Regions from separate parts of the Homo sapiens genome. Here region 1 is linked to region 2. Evidence: read pairs that join two places in POLR2A ChIA-PET (ENCODE). Cell type or tissue: PC-9. All regions are shown on one strand. Links, peaks and the distances in the headings refer to the core of each region. The heading gives the core; the rest is flanking DNA. Region 1 overlaps RNF38 (ring finger protein 38). Region 2 holds the start of LOC102724322 (a long non-coding RNA gene).

What was found. Peaks named below come from ENCODE experiments on the same cell type or tissue, not always from the same donor. Only the 100,000 strongest peaks of a DNase experiment are listed, where the experiment ranks them.
Region 1: POLR2A ChIA-PET joins it to region 2 with 20 read pairs; 4 of 35 experiments call an interaction of 5 or more read pairs at or near these places.

Annotation. Positions count from the first base shown.
Region 1 is chr9:36,382,090-36,392,560 of GRCh38, forward strand. It overlaps RNF38 (ring finger protein 38), which reads right to left. Exons shown (of 12, transcript NM_022781.5): 2 at 8,378-8,527. Among named protein-coding and RNA genes, the nearest start is that of RNF38, 13 kb to the right of the region's middle. RefSeq lists an enhancer at 9,675-10,175. In PC-9, for the core only: no CTCF peak of the experiment used is centred there; a DNase peak (open chromatin) is centred at 4,512; H3K27ac peaks cover 1,817 bases.
Region 2 is chr9:36,279,910-36,290,380 of GRCh38, forward strand. LOC124902150 (a long non-coding RNA gene) reads left to right here. Exons shown (of 3, transcript XR_007061473.1): 3 at 4,799-5,230. It overlaps LOC102724322 (a long non-coding RNA gene), which reads left to right and starts at 8,105. Exons shown (of 5, transcript XR_001746660.2): 1 at 8,105-8,384. In PC-9, for the core only: no CTCF peak of the experiment used is centred there; DNase peaks (open chromatin) are centred at 1,312 and 4,522; H3K27ac peaks cover 2,897 bases.

The sequences.
Region 1 (10,471 bases), core at 1,398-9,397, 100 kb after region 2:
AATTATCAGGCAGAGAAGTTCTTTCCCTCCTCTCCTTGTTGATTCTAGGCCAGTGGACCAACTTTTCAAAGTACCAAGTGTTGACAATTTAAAATTCATAAGATGTTGATTCAAATCTGGTACAAGTACTGTCTCTATTATTTAATAATATAGAACGTTGTACAGACATTACAGTATAGAACACTGCTACAGATTTAGGGATCAAGGGAGGTCAAAGAGGTCATAATGGGAGGAAGGAAGGAAAGGCAGGTTTTATGCTTAGCATTAAATCTGATAAAAATGAGTCTAGGAGTACACCTCTATTAACACCAAACCATTTTTATTACCAAAACATCAACAGAAGTGAAATGAACCTGAGGCAGGCATAAGAATGCATTCCATAATTCCAGATGAACAAGTCAGAAGTCATTAAAGGCTAAAGAAAAACAATTTTATATGTAATATATATCTTGGGTTTATATATATATCAGCAAGTCTTAGAGATAATAGGAGATGCTGAGCCAGACAAACTTTTCCCAAAACAGAAACAGGTTTCAAGTTCTACTCAGTGACTACAACATGCCTCTAATGGCAACCACTAGTGAGCCCTAAGGACTTCCTTCCCAAAGCAGCAAAGAGGCAACTTGTGTGGGGAAATGGAATTTCTCAAGAACCTGGTCCTCTTTCTAATCAGTCAGGACTACTCTTCACCTTAGATTTACAAATAAGCACAGCATGAGTTAAGAATCTTCAATTCTCCTTTAAACTCCCAGACTTTCTCTACTTGCCTTAATTACCTTTAACAAAAATGAAGTTTCTTATTCCACAATTAAGGAAAAACAGTTAAATGCAAAGGGCCCAGGAAGAGCAAACTCTCACTAAATTTTATTCATTTTAAATAAATGTGAAAACACTTAGAAATCAACACTCTATATAAGCAACTTGTTACTAAAAAATAAGACAAGATCCTTTTTTGTTTTGCAGAAGATGGATATAAGCTGGGGAAAGCAGAAAATTAAGAATTTTATATTTGGATCACACAATAGTTTACAAAATGACTTCTAACATTACCTCATTTTATTCTCCACAAGCTGAGGTTTTCATTTTTAAACTATGTCCAGATAATACGTAAAATGTGGTTTTTTGGTTGCTGAGACAGAGTCTCGCTCTGCTGCCAGGCTGGAGTGCAGTGGCGCGATCTCAGCTCACTGCAACCTCCGCCTCCTGGGTTTAGGCGATTCTCCTGCCTCAGTCTACCAAGTAGCTGGGACTACAGGCGCGCACCAGCCAATTTTTGTATTTTTAGTAGAGATGTATTTCACCATGTTGGCCAAGACAGTCTTTATTTCTTGACCTCATGATCCGCCCACTTCAGCCTCCCAAAGTGCTGGGATTATAAGCATGAGCCACCACGGCCGGCCTAAATGTGTTTCTATTAGTGAAACTGAAACTTTTTAAGGCAGTTCAGTGAACATGCTGCCCTTGAACTACATAATGTACACAGTCTCATTTCACATAGGACTTTCATTTGATGTATAATTCTTATACTCCTCAGATCACAATTTTGCAATGAAATTCTGTCTCTCAACCAGACAACTAATATATTCTCCTGAAATGTTATTTTACTTGCAGATATAGAAGAGGCTCTGAATGTTGTTTTCAAAAGTTACCATGTTGTTTTCAAAAGTTACCATAAACATGCAGAAACAAAAAAATTTTGCTCTTTGATACGTGCCAAGTTTTTTTTTTTTTAAACCGAAGCCCAAAGAAAATAACAGTTTGATATGCAGTGGCTGCTCAGAAAGGCACTCTAGTAGTATAACGTATTGCAATCACACCATGATGAATAGTAAAATACGGTATTTTCCTATCATTGGCTATAACTGCTAGTCCACCAAAACACAGGAACTATAAATAAAGTGGTTTCCTAAGTCTAAGGAGGCCTGCATGGCTAGTATTTGAGTAACAGACTAGTGATGTTATATACTATATTTTTCACAGTTCCTAATTACACAAAACATCACTGGTTCACAAAAACTAATTTAGCTTGATGCTACAATTGTAAGTATCACTATATTTCTACCAGAATACTAGATTCTACTCATGTATCTGTAACTATAATAATTTTAAGCTATAATTATAGATAAGAGACTAAAACAAAAAATCTAAAGTATAAACATGAAACCAGTGAAAATAGGAAAGATACTAAAACAACCTGAAATCAAGAGATCCTTTGAGAGATACCCCGCCTGGAGGTGTTCTGTAAACAGCTGAAGCTCAGAGGGTAGGAATATAAATTTAGGAGTGTTGATATACAGATCATCATTCATGAAGCTGCAGACATAGACAAAATTGCCCCTCAAAAGTTTATGTAATGAAAACAAGGCCCAATACGGAAACCTAAGAAACACCAACATTTAATGCTGGGTACTTGATTAGCAGGAGGGTGGAGTGTGATGGAAGCCAGGCGAAGGAGGTTTCAAGGATGCAGGATGAAGGGCTGAAAAATATCCACCAGATGTATTAGGTGAGTGCAAAAATAACTGCAGTTTATGCAGTGTTGGAATTTGCCGTTTGGTATTGGAATACGTTCTTAAATAAATGTGGTTATGTTATATATCATTTTAATGGGAATTTCTCACTTTATGTTCTTTGTTAATGACTTATTACTTGCTATTTATGTTTATTTTAGGCTAAGGAAATGATGTTAGACAAAAAGCAAATTCAAGCAATTTTCTTATTTTAGTTCAAGGTGGGTCATAAAGCAGCAGAGACAACTTGCAACATCAACAATGCATTTGGCCCAGGAACTGCTAACGAATATACAGTGCAGTGGTGGTTCAAGAAGTTCTGCAAGGGAGGCGAGAGCCTTGAAGATGAGGAGCATGGCTGGCCATCAGAAGTTGACAATGACCAATTGAGAGCAATCATCGAGCTGATCCTCTTACAACTACATGCGAAGTTGCCGAAGAACTCAACATGAATTGTTCTATGCTATGGTAGGTTGGCATTTGAAGCAAATTGGAAAAGTGAAAAAGCTCGGTTAAGTGGGTGCCTCATGAGCTAACCGAAAATTTAAAAAAAAAAAATCGTTTTGAAGTATCATCTTCTCTTATTCTACACAAGAACAAGGAACCATTTCTTGATCAGATTTTGTTATGAGAGGAAAAGTGGATTTTATACAACAACCGATAACCAGCTCAGTGGGTGGACCAAGAAGTAGCTCCAAAGCACTTCCCAAAGCCAAACTTGCACCAAAAAGAGGTCACAGTCACTGTTTGGTGGTCTGCTGCTGGTCTGATCCACTACAGCTTTTTTTTTTTTTTTTGGAGACAGTTTCGCTCTTGTCATCCAGGCTGGAGTGCAATGGCGCGATCTCGGCTCACAGTAACCTCCGCCTCCCGGATTCAAGTGATTCTCCTGCCTCAGCCTCCCGAGTAGCAGGGATTACAGGCATGTGCCACCACATCCGGATAATTTTTGTATTTTTAGTAGAGATGGGGTTTCACCATGTTGGCCAGGCTAGTCTTGAACTCCTGACCTCAGGTGATCCACCCGCCTCAGCCTCCCAAAGTGCTGGGATTACAGGCATGAGCCACCGTGCCCAGCCACTACAGCTTTCTGAATCCCTGCAAAACCATTACATCTGAGAAGTATGCTCAGCAAATTGATGAGGTGCACCGAAAACTACAATGCCTGCAGCCAGCACTGGTCAACAGAAAGGGCCCAGTTCTTCTCGTTGAATTCTTGGCACGTCGCACAACCAACGCTTCAAAAATTGAACAAATTGGGTTACAAAGTTTTGCCTCATCTGCCATATTTACCTGACCTCTCGCTGACCGACTACCACTTCTTCAAGCATCTCGACAACCAACTTTTTTGCTGGGAAAAGCCTTCTACAACCAGCAGGATGCAGAAAATACTTTCCAAGAGTACGTCCAATCCCGAAGCAGTGATTTTTATGCTACCAGAATAAACAAACTTATTTATCGTTGGTAAAAATGTGTTGATTGTAATGGTTCCCATTTTGAGTAATAAAGATGTGTTTGGGCCTAACTACGATGATTTAAAATTCACGGTCTGAAACCAGAATTACTTTTGCACCAACCTAATACCAACACAGAGGTCTCTGACAGAGCTATTTCTTTCTAATAGGATTTGCTATCTCTTATGGCATATTTCTCCCCTTATGACAATTTTTGGAAAAGTTTTTCCCCCTTTTCTTCAATAATCTTCCATATGAATTTAAAAACAATTCTGAAAGCTCTAAAAACAAAATTCTGCTGATATTTTGGCTAGAAATTTCATTAAGTCTACAAATTTGCTAGAATATAGATATTTTCACAATAATTTTCTCTTTCAGAAACCTGGCATATTTCTCTATGTGTATAGCTTTTCAAATTTTCATTCACCTAATTTAACTTTAGTAAATTTGTTAGAGGCGTTTGAACCAGAGTGCCTCCATACTAAACAGTGGCTTGGTAAAATAAGACTGAGACCTGCTGGGCTGCATTCCCATCACGTTAGGCATTCTGAGTCACAGGATGAGATAGGAGGTCAGCACAAGATACAAGACCTTCCTGATATTAACAGGTTGCAGTAAAGAAGCCGGCTAAAACCCACTAAAACCAAGATGGTGATGACAATGACCTCTGGTCATCCTCACTGCTACACTCCCACCAGCACCATGACAGTTTACAAATGTCATGGCAATGTCAGGAAGTTACCCAATATGGTCTATTTTTATTTTTTGAGAGGTAGTCTTGCTCTGTTGCCCAGGCTGGAGTGCAGTGGCACAATCTCAGCTCACTGCAACCTCTGCCTCCCGGATTCAAGCGATTCTTGTGTCTCAGCCTCTTGAGTAGCTGGGACCACAGGTGCGCACCACCACGCCTGGTTAATTTTTGTATTTTTAGTAGAGACGGGGTTTCCCCATGTTGGCCAGGCTGATCTCGAACTCCTGACCTCAAGTGATCCACCTGCTTCGGCCTCCCAAATTGCTGGGATTACAGGTGCGAGCCACCGTGTGGGAGCCCCTACCTTGTCTATAAATGAGGCATGAATAATCCACCCCGTGTTTAACACATAATCAAGAAATAACCATAAAAATGGGCAACCAGCAGGCCTTAGGGCTGCTCTCCTTTACTTTCTTAATAAACTTGCTTTCACTTTATGGATTCACCTCAAATTCTTTCTAGCACAAGATCTAAGAACCCTCTCCTGGGGTCTGGATCAGGACCCCTTTCTGTTAACAAATTTACAAAATAAAAGCTATAACATAGCAGTCATTAAGATACCACAAACACCCCTAAAATTAATGGTTGTGCCAGATATAAAATTATTTCACCATGTACTTAATTACCTTTTGAAAACTTACTATCTTCAATCACAACCATTGAATCCACTGATAGTAAAGACATGCCTAATTTTAAAACTTTAAGACAGGGGTTGACAGCAAAGAAACATCAGGGAATTTTGGGGGGTGTTTTATTATTCATTGTGGTGGTGACTCCACATCTGTATGCATTTGTCAAACTCACAAACCTATATGCTAAAAAAGTAAATTTTATGTTAAGTATACCTTAATTTAAAAATGTTTAAAATATTGTATGAAGCACTTTAAGATTCTAATTTTAAATATGGGTTTTTATAGAGATGCAAATGAGCCTACACTTACACCTCTTCTGTGGGCAATGAGTACACAAAGCCATCATTTTCACAGAAACATTAAAATACCAACCAAATGTGCACCGGGAAGCACATACAAAATATTACTGGAAGCACTGCCTGTAATAGCATTAAAAAACAAAAACAAAACAAAACAAAAAAAACAGGAAACTACCCAAATGTCAAGCAAAAAGAAAGGAGACAAGCTGCAGTATAGTCATATAATAGAAAACTAAAAACAATAAAATAAATCAAGTATATACAGGCAGATACACTAGTAGGGATGAATTTTTTAAAAAGTATACAAAGTGTGACATCATTTATACTAACTTCAGAAACAAGCAAAATTAAACAGTATAATATCAAGGGATATTTTATATGGTAAAACCATACAGAAAAACAAAAGGATACTGAAGAGAGATGTACGTGAGGCACAAGTATGGGATATAACATGGAGGGTCATATGGGGGCTTCAAAAGTGTTGGTAATGGCTGGTTTCTTATACTAGATGGTCTTATTATTATATAGATGTCTGCTTTACATTTTCTAAATTGCATATATGAAATATTTCACAAATATTATTTCACAAAGCATGTAAAATTTAAACGAAAACCCTGAATTTTGGGCAATTAAAAAGAAGTCTTGACTAGGAGCAATACAAAACAAGCAAATATGAGAAGCAAAATGTAGAAGTTTGTAATAAACAAGGACAATGACAGAACTGATAAATAATAGATATGACTGACAAAAAAAAAGCTCAAAAACAGGATAACTTTTTTTGTTCAAAAAGACTGGTGGTAGAAACAACAGTAAGAATCCAGGAAGTGTAGCAACACATTTTTTCTCCCATATGGCCACTTGACTAGCCACACACCCAACTCCTCATGCTTGGTGTGGGGGGTGGTGGAAATCAATCAATTAACTTCTTTACTCCTAGAGAAGGTTGATGTCCTCAGAAAAGACAGGAGTTTAAAGGAAGCAGAGAGGGTGCCTTAGAAAAAAATGAAAACACAGGCAAATCTGTTTAAAACAGATTATTCTAAAAAGAAGGAAAAGTAGAAAGAATTGGGAGAGAAGGTACTTGAGGAGAAAGCCAATAAGAAAGCATAACACATTAAGGGAATAATTTTGTGACACTAGATGGCTGGGTAGGTTTTTCTTTGCATGTGGTAACTAAGTTTTTAAGGATAAGAAGCATAACTGGAACTAACAAATTACACCCTTTTTTAAAAGATATCAACTAGCTGAAGGTATCAGTATCTCAAAGGGGTTGTGAGAAAGATCTACTTTGCTTCATGTCGAACAGTGGTAGGGCAGTTTCTGGGCAAAAAAAACCTTCTAGATCCCCCTCCACCCCCGCCCCAAAGTTCATTGAGGGCTTTGTTCTAAGGTTCAAGGAAAATAAGGCTTAAGTTAAATTAAAACTATTTAAATAAAAATTTAACAACAATACATTGCATCTTTCTGCAACACTCAAATGCAATTGGCTCTTTGTTTTGTTTTCAAAACATGAATTTAAATCTACTGCATTTGGCAGCTACTCTCTGAAATTAAAGTTTATATTGAGTTACTGTTTGAAAACACAAAGGGAGTATGGAGAAAAGTATCCAAAAAAAAAAAAAAAACCCTTTTTATTGGTGGCAGTATTAAGGGTATTAAGTCCATTTCTTCCACAAATACATAGTAGACAAGATACAGCTAAAGTTAGATTGGAGCCCCTTCTCTGCCAAATAACTACATATGTGATTAGACACCTCACTGAGCTTTTCTTAGCCTGTTTCCACATCTTAAAAACTATCAATGACTAGTTTATTGTGAGGGCTAAAAACAAAAAGAGTTAATACATGCAAAGCAGAGAACCTGGCACAAATTCCAAGAAGGAATACCAGACTGAAGAGCCCTAGATCACCTATCCCTCCAAATTTTTTATCTCCAACTTTATGTGTCACAAGCATTTCACTTTCATACAAACAGAAAATGAGCTGGCTCTTATTCAAAAGTCCCAGCCTTGATGATCAATTATTTCACTACCTCAGGTTTATACACATTGGCCTGCAATCCTACCACTCAGAGGCAATTGTGTAACCTAACTTTTGTGGTAACAGCGATACTGACTTCCACTACTAAAACATGCTTCTCTAGGAATATGGATTGAAAGTTTGGTAGCCAATGATTTCTATGGGCAGATTCCAGTAATCTTGTTAATAACCTAATGAGTTTCAATCCATTTACACACCTTACTTTCGAGTTTTCATTTTATATTTAAAAAAAAATTTTTAACTCACGTTTACCCACAGGTAAAAGAAGACAAGTAACCATGTTTTCTCTCAGAAATGTATGTTACTATCGAACTCTGGGTGCCAAGCAAGTAACTAGTGAACATCTTACATGCTTTCATTTTTCCTTTCCTACACAACTTCATATATTCTACACTATCTTCTACTTTCCTACAGAACTTGACCTATTAGGACAAGTGATTTAAGACCAAAAGATCAAAACACAAGAATATTAAGTAGTCAAATAATTAACAGTAGCTGAGTAGCTCAAGAAGACAAACATTAGTCAGAAAAGCTGGCTGAAAAAATATTAAAGTCCTCTAAGAAGAATACTTATTTCCACATACAACAGAAAACAAGGAGACGATATTGGGCATTTTGTTTCAAGCCTTCCTAGAAACACTGTAGAATGTGACTTTCAGCCCTATGTAGGGAAAGGGTAAATATATAAGAACCTGGAAGAAAGCTTTGAAGTGAGCATCCTCTTGAACGGTAGTGTTCTGATCACTTGGGAGGAGAGGGAACAGGCTCTGAAGTCTCACCCTTTCACAAATCACCTTGTTAGGATGGCCAGGTAGAGATGCTGAATTGGCCCCGGGAGATATCTGGGAAAAAGAGGAAGAAAAGGATAGTTCATGGCTAGCTGCACCAATGTGGAGAATCACGCCTATGAAGGATAGTCTGGATTTTCTAGGTATTTGATGATTCTGCTAGCGAAGACAGGAAAGAAATTAAAAATTAATTTTAAACATCAAAACATAAAGATGGCAAAGGTTGCCTCTGGCAATGGATCTCTCTTACAAAAACTGTTGGAGGCAAAACAGCACAGCCCAAGAACACCACGTCCTTCCTGTTTCCCAAATACCTATTGGTAACTTTTTCTGCTGGTGTTAATTCCGAAATCCTAAAGGACAGACTTCATGCTAAGAAAACCCAAGGTAAAATTACATATCTTAAGTACAGAAAGGTTAAGTGTTTGCCTGGACCAAGATTAATACTTTTTCTCATTCTGTTTTTTAGTTAACCTTCCAAATAATCATGCAAAGGAAAATGACAGATTTAACAATATTTGTGGCAAATTTTCTATAGCAAACATATGTTTGACTGCAGAAATCTCAGCTCTATTCAACACAAACCTAAAGACCTTCCTAAGGAATAAAGGACACAATCATAAGCACAAAAGTAAATGACTGCCACATTTCCAATGCTTGATTTGGCCAATGCAGTGGTCACACCTGTAATCCCAGCACTTTGGTATGCCAAGGTGGGAGGATCGCCCCAGTTATCTACAAAAATTAAAAAACAAAAATAAATGTTTGACTTGATTATGGGTTAATCCTCTTAAATTCATATGTAAATATACTTACTCTGTAACATTAAAAAAAAAATCATGAACATAATGTGTTCCACTGTGCTGTGACAGTGAATTCTTCTTGGGGGGTTAAGGCTCGTGGTCCCTTCTTGTACCTACACTAAAAGTTACATACTTTAACATGGTCTTCTTTTTAGAGTTTCATTGCCTCATTCATTCACTCAATCCTACATTTAAGCATCTATTTGGTGACAGGCATTAAACCAAAAACAAAGGCATCGTTTCCTACTTTTTTTTTTTTTTTTTTTTGAGATGGAGTCTCGCTGTCGCCCAGGCTGGAGTGCAGTGGTGCCATCTCGGCTCACTGCAGGCTCCACCCACTGGGGTTCACGCCATTCTCCTGCCTCAGCCTGCAGAGTAGCTGGGACTACAGGCGCCCGCCACCCCGCCTGGCTAATTTTTTGTATTTTTAGTAGAGACGGGGTTTCACTGTGTTAGCCAGGATGGTCTCGATCTCCTGACCTCGTGATCCGTCCGCCTCGGCCTCCCGAAGTGCTGGGATTACAGGCGTGAGCCACTGCGCCCGGCCCGTTTCCTACTTTCAAAAAGTATATGCTATAAGAAAGAAACAAAAGTAAATCACTGCAGGATGTAAGTATTATGGTAACGCTAGGCACTAGGTGCTATGGAGAAGTAGCTGCCAAGAGACAGCAGTGTAGTCAGGAAACTGCAAAACGTTTAGTATGGCTAGATAGTAAGGAAGCAGCCAGAAACCGATCATAAAATGAAATGCTATTAATATCCCTGCTGTTAATATATTAATACCCTTACCTTCCTTAGCCTTTTTATAGTATTTTGTTTCTGCTTTGCTATGGACCTGGTAAACAGATAACTGTGCCCACTGGTAAGAGTAAAAATACTTCCAAAGACTCACCTAGAAGTAAAAAACAAAGCACTTGAAAGCAGAAACTTTAGAATTCATTAGTTTTCTGTACAGAATGTTCTGATCTCTATACTACAAACATGAATGTGCTATCCTTTACCATTACGCAGAAGTATGCATTGCTGAATCAAGGCGTATTTACTGACTGACTCCTACAAGCCAAGAATTACATTAGGAATATAGAGACAGGCCAAATGCAGTGGCTCACACTTGTAATCTCAACCCTTTGGGAGGCCCTGGTGAGAGAAGAGCTTGAGTACAGGAGCTCAAGACTAGCCTGGACAACATAGAGAA
Region 2 (10,471 bases), core at 1,276-9,275:
AGCTGGGACTACAGGCACATGCCACCGTGCCCAGCTAATTTTTGTATTTTTAGTAGAGATGGAGTTTCACCATGTTGGCCAGGCTGGTCTTAAACTCCTGACCTCAAGTGATGCGCCTGCCTCAACCTCCCAAAGTGCTGGGATTAGAGGCGTGAGCCACCATGCCCAGAGACATTTTTATTTTTATTTAATTAATTAGCTTATTTTAAAATACAAAGATGAAGTCTCACTGTGTTGCCCAGGTTGGTCTCAAACTCCTGGGCTCAAGTGATCCTCCTGCCCTGACCTCCCAAAGAGCTGGGATTACAGGCGTGAGCTGCCATGCCCAGCCTGAGCTGTTATTTTTATTCTGTCCATTTGATAATCTATTTGAAAGCTATACTCCTTGTGATCCAATCCCTACATTGAGTTGAAGTTAAATAAACACTGGTCTTGCTCTGAGTCTTAAAGAACCATGTTGATGTTTACTGTAGATGTTTACTTTAATTGGGCTGCACAGGAGTTTTATTCAGAGCATCATCCAGAAAGCTTCTAAACATCTTCACACAGTTCTCCTTGTCCCTGTAGTTTCCCAGGTGTTAAAAATCTCCTTTTCTGTCCCTTTGCACAGGGTTCTCACCCCATCCTGATGCTCTTCTGAATCACCTCCTCCTTCATGCTTCTCCTAAACAGAGACTCATTCTGCAGGGATTCTGGTGAATACAATTCTCCATTGAGCTACACATCCTTAGAACAAATGTTTAATGAGCACCTACTGTAGGCTCTGCCATGAATAATCTTTCACATTTGGTTAGGCTTTTTTCTGTCTACAGAATTACTTTCATGTCCATTATTTAGAATAGGGGTCATCAAATCTTTTCTATAGAGGGCCAGATATTTTTGCAGGCCATGTCTCTGTCACAACTTCTCTGCTCTGCCCTTGTGGTACAAAAGCAGCCATACACGATGTATAAAGGAATGGAGATGGCTGTGTGCCTTTGAGACTTTTTTTTACAAAAACAGATAGTGGCCTGGAATTGGCCGCTGAGCTATAGTCTGTCCACTCCTGACTTAGAACAACTCAGTGAAGTGGAAGTTACCTGTCCTATTTTATAGACCAGGAAAGGAATTGAGGCTCAGAGAAATTAAGTGGTTTGCCTAAAGTCACACAAACAAGTTACAAGTGGCTGACCCAGATCTCAAACATGGGTCAAAAAATGTGACTGCAAAGTCACTGCTATTTTAACCACACCATACCGTCTGTCACTCATTCAGATAGCTTGTGTCAAGAGTGACAAGCTTCTTAACCTACGTGCCACATGTTTGAGGAAGAGTTAGGTAAATTTTGATGCATCCACAAATCGCTATGCAGTTAGTCAACATGATATTTACAATGTGAAATCATGGAGAAATATGAAATGATGTGAATCAAAAGGCTAAGCACAAGATCGCATATAGAGTTGTGCTTGTGTAAAGGAAAAAAATACATAAAGGACTTAAGGGAAGTATCTTAGAATATTAACAGTTGTTGCCTCCTTGTAGATGCGAGACTGATTTTTCTGTGTGCTTATTTCTACTTTTTGTATTTTGCACTTTTTTTTGTTTTGTTTTTCTGAGACGGAGTCTCGCTCTGTTGCCAGGCTGGAGTGCAGTGGCGCAGTCTTGGCTCACTGTAACCTCTGCTTCTCAGGTTCAAGTGATTCTCCTGCCTCAGCCTCCTGAGTAGCTGGGACTACAGGTGCGCACCACCATGCCCTGTTAATTTTTGTATTTTTAGTAGAGTCAGGGTTTCACCATGTTAGCCAGGATGGTCTCGATCTCCTGACCTCGTGATCCACCCACCTTGGCCTCCCAAAGAGCTGGGATTACAGGCGTGAGCCACCACAAGCCCGGCCTTGCACACTTTTTTACAGTGTACATTATTACTTTGTGAGCCAGTAAATAATAAAACTTCGAAAGTGAATGCATCTTGAGGATGCTTACAATTTATTTTTTTTTTCCAGGATAAGATGGTTGGATTGGTCACTGGCTGGAACAGGAGAAATACATTTCACTTCAGATAAAGTAGAGAATACAGTTTTTAGCCAGGCAAAACCCTGATCTGTTTAAGACTAAGTTTCACAGAATGACAGAGGAAGTTGTGAAAAGCCTTGGTCTCTGGGCAGGCCTCATTTTTAGCCATGTTGCATGGTCCACCCCTAAGTGAACTACTTTAGAGTCCCCTCTTTCCTGAGAGAGCAAAAGAGGAGAGAAGTCTCCTTTGGAGAAGCAAAGACTCCTTCTCCAACTTGCAGCTTTTTTACCCCTGTGTTCTGCAATGATGGTAATATGAACAAACGTTAAATGTGTAGATACTGCAAGTATTATCCACAAGAACATCTAAAAATCATTTGCAATCCATCTTCTTCTAGAAGAGGTTAATGCCATTTATGAGGGTTGTAACGTGGAGAATTTTCTCATCACTGGGTTTCAGGCTGCAGATGTAGGGGTCAGATGGGCTAGTAATGAGCAGAATGCCTAGGCAATACGCTGATCTAATACCTGCCTCTTGGTCTTTCCTATTTGTTGAGCACACACGAGGGCAAGGACAAGGCCTGCCTGGTTGAACCGGAAAGGTACAACAGGCTACTTTTAGATCAGACTGTTTGGCACTTACGTAAACAGCAAAAGGAAGAGTGGCTCAAGGTGCCAGCTCCTATGGTCTTTGTCCCACTCACCAAAAGGACAACACCAAAACAAGAGGGGTCAGATAACTGCAAGGCAAGCCATGGGACGCCCTTTCGAGAAGCTCATTCTTAGCTGCAGCTAAGGGCTTTAGTATTCTGCAGCTCTATTCTGAGGGGGCCACAGCATAAAGCCCTAATCTCATCAGAACCTGGAAGGCATAAGAAATCATCTCAGCCTTCCAGGGAAGTAGGAACATGAATGGGAGATGGCATACATGCCACCATCCTCTCATGTTAAGGTATCTTTAAATAGAAATACACAGAAAACAAAGTTACGTATTGGTTGGTTGACAAAAATGACCAGAGGCTTTAGGAACCTAACCCTGTATTTCCCTTAAGAGTAATAATTCAGTATTCACTTATTCAGCATTCACAGCAACTTTATAGAACATAACTACCATGAAGAAAGAGAACTGGCTATATTATTATGAATACAGGAATGTAGTTTGGCCTTCACACACAGCCCCAAAAGGGCTCCAAGACTCTCCCTCCCTCCTCCGAGGTCCCCAGACCACACTTTGATAACTATTTCTGGTAGACTATAAACTGTGGCCAACTAGGGGTCAGCCATAGCTATTTTGTTCCTCTTCACATTTCCAGAGTCTTGCATAGTGCCAGGCATATATTGTGAGTTAAGTTAAAATGGGCTGGGGGTAAGATTTTTATGAGAAAGTTAAACCTGAGAGAGGAGAGACAGAGTGGTCTCTTTGGTGCTAAAGGTCAGTTCAGCCTTGATGTTGTTGTTGTCGTTGTTGTTTTTGAGACGGAGTCTCGCTTTGTCTCCCAGGCTGGAGTGCAGTGGCGCGATCTCGGCTCACTGCAAGCTCCGCCTCCTGGGTTCACGCCATTCTCCTGCCTCAGCCTCCCGAGTAGCTGGGACTACAGGCGCTTGCCACGCCCGGCTAATTTTTTGTATTTTTAGTAGAGATGGGGTTTCACCGTGTTCATCAGGATGGTCTCGATCTCCTGATCTCGTGATCCGCCCATCTCGGCCTCCCAAAGTGCTGGGATTACAGGCATGAGCCACTGCGCCCGGCCGTTTTTTTTTTTTTTTTTTTTTTCTTAATGACAGGGCTCACTCTGTTGCCGAGGCTGGAGTGCAGTGGCACAATCTCGGCTCACTGCAACCTCTGCCTTCAGGGCTCAAGCGAACCTCCCACCTCAGCCTCCTGAGTAGCTGGGAGTACAGGCATGAGTCACCACACCCAGCTAATTTTTTGTATTTTTTTAGAGATGGGGTCTCACTATGTTGCTCAGGCTGGTCTCAAACTCCTGGGCTCAAACAGTCCACCTGCCTTGACCTCCCAAAGTGCTAGGATTACAGGCATCCACCATTGCACCCAGCACAACATATATACCTTATTTATTTATTTATTTATTTATTTATTTATTTATTTTGAGACAGAGTTTCACCGTGTCACCCAGGCTGGAGTACAGTAGCGTGATCTCAGCTCACTGCAACCTCTGTCTCATGAGTTCAAGCGATTCTCCTGCCCCAGCCTCCTGAATAGCTGGGATTACAGGCCCCCGCTACCACTCCCGGCTAATTTTTGTATTTTTAGTAGAGACGGGGTTTCTCCATGTTGGCCAGGCTGGTCTCGAACTGTTGACCTCAGGTGATCCACCCTCCTCAGCCTCCCAAAGTGCTGGGATTATAGGCGTGAGCCACCATGCCCGCTGGAATTTTAAAATACTTTATTACGGCTCCATAGCTAATGGGTTAGAGCACTGGTCTTGTAAAATACTTTATTACTGAAAAATGCTAATGATCACCTGAGCCTTCAGTGAGTCATCTTTTTGCTGCTGGAGGGTCTTGCCTCAGTGTTGTGGCTGGTGACTGATCAGGGTGGTGGCTGCTGAAGATCAGGATGCCTGTGGCAATTTCCTGAAATAAAACAATGATGAAGTTTGCTACATCGATTGACTCTTTCACCAAAGATTTCTCTGTAGCATGAGATACTATTTGATAGCATTTACCCACAGTAGAACTTCCTTCAATACTGGAATCAATCCTATCAAACCATGCCACTGCTTTATGAACTGCGTTATGTAATATTCTAAATCCTCTGTTGTCATTTCAACAATGTCCACAGCGTCTTCATCAGGAGTAGAATCCACATCAAGAAAAGATGTTCTTGGCTCATTCAGAAGAAACAACACCTCCTTCATTCAAGTTTGATTGTGAGATGGCAGCAATTCAGTCACATCTTCAGGCTCCACTTCTAACTGTACTTCTCTTGCTGTGTCTACCACATCTGCAGTTACTTCCTCCACAGAAGTCTTGAGCCCCCTAAAGTCAACTATGAGCGTTGGAATCAACTTCTCCCAAATCCTGTTAATGTGGCTATTTTGACCTTCTCCTATGAATCATGAATGTTCTTAATGGCATCTAGAATGATTAATTCTTTCCAAAGTCTTTCAATTTACTTTGCCCAGATCCATTAGAGGAATCAAGATCAATGGCAGCTATGGCCCAACAAAATGTATTTCTTTCTTTTTTTTTTTTTTTTTTTTTGAGATGGAGTCTTGCTCTGTCACCCAGGCTGGAGTACAGTAGCGCAATCTTGGCTCACTGCAACCTCCACCTCCCAGGTTCAAGCAATTCTCCTGCCTCAGCCTCCCAAGTATCTGGGACTACAGGCGTGTGCCACCCAGCCCAGCTAATTTTTGTATTTTTAGTAGAGACAGTGTTTCACCATGTTAGCCAGGATGGTCTCGATCTCTTGACCTCATGATCCGCCCGCCTCAGCCTCCCAAAGTGCTGGGATTGCAGGCGTGAGCCCCCATGCCCGGCCAATGTATTTCTTAAGTAATAGGACTTGAAAGTCAAAATTACTCTTTGATCCATGGGCTATGGACTGGATGTTGTGTTAGCAGGCATGAAAACAACATTCATCTCCTTGCACATCTTCATCAGAGCCCTTGGGTGACCAGGTGAACTGTCAGTGAGTGGTAATTTTCTGAAAGGAATCTTTTCTTCTTTTTCTGGGCAGTAAATCTCAATAGTGGGCTTAAAATATTCAGTAAACCATGCTAATTACCGGATATGCTGTCATCCAGGCTTTGCTATTCCATTTATAGAGCACAAGAAGAGTAGCTTTAGCATGTTTTTTTTTTGTTTTTTTTTTTTTTGAGACAGAGTCTCGCTGTGTTGCCTAGGCTGGAGTGCAGTGGTGTGATCCCAGCTTACGGCAACCTCTGCCTCCCGGGTGCCTCCTGGGTTCAAGTGATACTCCTGTCTCAGCCTCCTGAGTAGCTGGGATCACAGGCATGCACCACCACACCTGGCTAATTTTTGTATTTTTAGTAAAGATGGGGTTTTGCCATGTTGGCCGGGCTGGTCTCAAACTCCTGACCTCAGGTGATCCACCCCCTTCGGCCTCCCAAAATGCTGGGATTACAGGCGTGAGCCACCACGCCTGGCCAGCTTTAGCATAACTCTTAAAGGTCCTAGAATTTTCAGAATGGCAAATGAGCACTGACTTCAACTTAAAGCCACCAGCTGCATTAGCTCCTAATAAGAGAGCCAGCCTGTTCTTTAAAGTTTGAAGCCAGGCACTGACTTCTCCTCTCTAGCTATGAGGGTCCTACATGGCCTCTTCATCCAAGAGAAAGCTGTTTGTTTTATCTACATTGAAAATCTGTTGTTTAGCGCAGCCGCCTTCGTCAGTGATCTTAGCCAGATCTTCTGGATAACTTGCTGCAGCTTCTACATCAGCACTTGCTGCTTCACCTTGCACTTTTATGTTATAGAGCTGGCTTCTTTCCTTCAATCTGATGAACCAGCCTCTGTTAGCTTCCAAGTTTTCTTCTATAGATAACCTCACCTCTCTCAGCCTCCACAGAATTGAAGAGTTATGGCCTTGGTCTGGATTAGGCTTTGGCTAAAGGGAATGTTGTGGCTGGTTTGATCTTCTATCCAGACTACTCAAACTTTCCCCGTATCAGCAATAAGGATGTTTTGCTTTCTTATCATTTGTATGTTCCCTGGAGTGACACTTTCAACATCCTTCAACAGCTTTTCCCCTGCATTCACAACTTGACTAACTGGCACAAGAGGCATAGCTTTTGGCCGATCTCAGCTTTCGACATGCGTTCCTCACTAAGCTTAATCATTTGTAGCTTTTGATTTAAAGTGAGAGTCGTGCGACTCTTCCTTTCACTTGAACACTTAGAGGCTATTGTAGGATTATTAGTTGGCTTAACTTCAATGTTATTGTGTCTCAGGGAGTAGGGAGGCCCACGGAAGAGGGGAGAGAGATGGGGAAATAGCCGGTTGGTCAGTTGAGCAATCGGAACATGCACACTTATTGATTAAGTTTGCTGTCTTATATGGGTGCGATTTGTGGCACCTCAAAACAATTACAATAGTAACATCAAAGGTCACTGATCATGCCTGTAAACCTAGCACTTCGGGAGGCTGAGGTTGGAGGATCACTTGAGTCCAGGAACTCAAGACCAGCCTGGACAACATAATGAGACCCTGTCTCTACAAAAAAATTAAAAAAACTAGTGGCATGCGTCTGTAGTCCCAGCTACTCAAGGGGCTGAGGTGGGCGGATTGTTTGAGCCCAGGAGGTTGAGGCTACAGTGGTCGCACCACGGCACTCCAGCCTGGGCAACAGAGTGAGACCCTGTCTCGAAATAATAATCACAGTCATAATTATAATAATGAAAAAGTTTGAAATGCTGTAAGAATGATGAAAATGTGACACAGACGTGAAGTGAGCACATGCTGTTGGAAAAATGGCACCGATAGCCTTGCTCCAGGCAGGGTTGCCATAAACCTTCCATTTGTAAAACGTGCAGTATCTGCAAGGTGTGATAAAGCAAAGCACAATAGAATGAGTTATTCTTGGACTCACAGAGCATAACACGGGGATAAATACGCACAAATCTATACTGATTAAACATCTTGATTATTGAAGTAGATTTTACAGTATGACTTTTTTAAGATGCAAGATATGGAATCAGACCTATCCTCACATTTTCTAGTACTGGGTTAACATTTGTGTAAACTTTTAGCTACTCTAGATTAGAAAATGTAACATCATTGTTCCTTATCTTTTCTTATACAAATAAGACTAGGCCTTAGGTCTGTGGCTTTAATGAAATAATAATTTGTCATTATTTATGTCAAATTCAGCCCCTGCTTTACTTTCTTTTCTTTTCTTTTTTTTTTTTTTTTTTCTGAGACAGAGTCTCACTCTGTTGCCCAGGTTGGAGTGCAGTAGCTCAATCTTGGATCACTGCAACCTCCACCTCCTGGGTTCAAGCAATTCTCCTGCCTCAGCCTCCTCAGCAGCTGGGACTACAGGGGCACACCACCATGCCCGGCTAATTTTTGTGTTTTTAGTAGAGATGGGGTTTCACCATGTTGGCCAGGCTGATCTCAAACTCCTGACCTCAAGTGATCAACCCACCTCGGCCCCCCAAAGTGCTGGGATTACAGACATGAGCCACCACGCCCAGACCCTTGCTTTACTTTCATTTGGCATATGGTTTTTTCCACAGTGATGACCAACAAATGAAACTGTGCACCTTTGAAAGAGACTCTGCAGTTACATTTCAGCTCTAATATCCCACACACAGGTATCCTTGCATCCTGTGAGGGGGAGGAGGTGCAGGCACTAAGCAGATTCCTGGAAATCAATGGCCAGAGGCGATGTTTTCAGAGAGGTGAGACGATGGAAAATTACTGAGCAGACAGTGAACTTCTGAAGGGCAGAAACTTCTAGGGGCCCCCAGCACTTCAAGTGCCCAACTCCTAGCAGATGCACAATAAATGCTTGTGACTTGAGAGATAGTGGCAGCAGGTGGGCCCAGGGCTGAGGTGAGGGATGAAGGCCTCCTAGATCTGAGAGAGAGAATAAAGATGACATATTTGGAGCCTGGGGTCTGCAGAGTGAAGCACACAGGACTGTGGTGCAGAGCAGGGAGGAGATGCCGGCTAGCGGTGGGGACACAGAGCTGAGCTACTGTGGCAGAGCAGAACCCGGGCAGGAGGTGGGAGGAGACCAGCAGGAAGGGGTCCCTGAGGAAGCGAGGACTGCCTCTGGCCTCCCTCCTAGTATGTGTGCAAGTGCGTGGTGTGGACCCACTGCCCTGCAGAGAAGTCAGGTAGACAAGCTTCTTGCCATTTCCCAGTCGTATTAGCTTCCTGTGGCTCCCATAGCCAGTTGCCACGAACCGGTGTCTTGAAACAGTAGACATTCATTCTCTCACAGTTCTGGAGGCCAGAAGTCCAAAATCAAGGTGTTGGCAGGCCATGCTCCCTCTGGAGGCTCTTGGGGAGGATTCTTCTTTGCCTCTTCCAGTTTCTGGTGGCTGGAGGCATTCCTTGGCTTCCTTGGTTTGTGGCCACATTACCCCAATCTCTTCTCCACCTTCACACAGCCTTCATCTCTTTGATATGTCTCTCCTTTCTTTCTCTCTCTCTCTCTTTTTATAAAATAGAGATGGGGGTCTTGTTATGTTACCCAGGCTGGCCTTGAACTCCTAGCCTCCAGCGATCCAGTGTGAGCCACCATGGCAGCCTGTGTGTCTTTTTTTTTTTTTTTTTGAGATGGAATTTCACTCTTGTCACCCAAGCTGGAGTGCAGAGGCCCGATCTCAGCTCACTGCAACCTCCGCCTCCCAGGCTCGAGCAATTCTCCTGCCTCAGCCTCCTGAGTAGCTGGGATTACAGGCTCCCATCACCACGCCCAGCTAATTTTTGTATTTTTTTAGTAGAGACGGGGTTTCACCGTGTTGGCCAGGCTGGTCTCAAACTCCTGACCTCAGGTGATCCACCCGCCTCGGCCTCCCAAAGTGCTGGGATTACAGGTGTGAACCACCACACCCGGCCCTGTGTGTCTTTTATAAGGACACTTGTCATTAAGTTGGGGGCTTTCTTGGAGAATCCAGGATAATCTCCTCATTTCAAGATCCTTTCTAACATCTTCAAAGACTCTTTTTTCAGATAAGATAACACAGGTTCCAGGGATTTCTGTGATGGTTAATTTTTTATGTCAGATTACCTGGGCCATGATACCCAGATATTTGGTCAAACATTGTTCTGGATGTTTCTGTGAGGGTGTTTTGGGGTGAGATTTCCCTTTAGATTGATGGACTTTGAGCAAAGTGAATTGCCCTCCATAATGTGAGTGGGCTCTATCTAATCAGTTGAAGGCCTGAATCAAACAAAAGGCTGACCTCCCCCAAGCAAAAGGGAATTCTGCCAGCATATGGTTTTGGACCTCATCTGGGTTTCCAGCCTAACTGCCTTTGGACTTGAACCGCAGCTGCTTCCTGGGTCTCCCCCATCAGATTTTGAATTCATCGAGCTCCCACAATTGTGTGACCCAATTCCTTAAACTAAGTTTATAGATTCTGTTTCTATAGAAAACCCTGACTAATATAGGGGGTTGTTCTATTGAGGCCTTCAACTGATTAGATAAAGCCCACCCACCATTCAACCCACTCTACCAATATTTAACCTAGAGAAATGCTTTTCTGACCTGAATGTGTGTATGGTCTTGTTCAAGTGCAGATTCTGATACAGTAAGCCTGGAATTCTCCATTTCTAACAAGCTCCCAGGGGATGCTGGTGCTGCTGGTTAGAGTGACCAACTCATCCCAGGACTACCTCAGTTTTAGCACTGAAAGTCCCTTGTCCCAGAAAATCTCAGAGCTCCAGGCAAATCGGGATGGTTGGTCACCCTACTGCTGGTCCACAAACCATACTTTGAGTAACAAGGAGTTAGAGATCTCTATAGTAAGGGAAA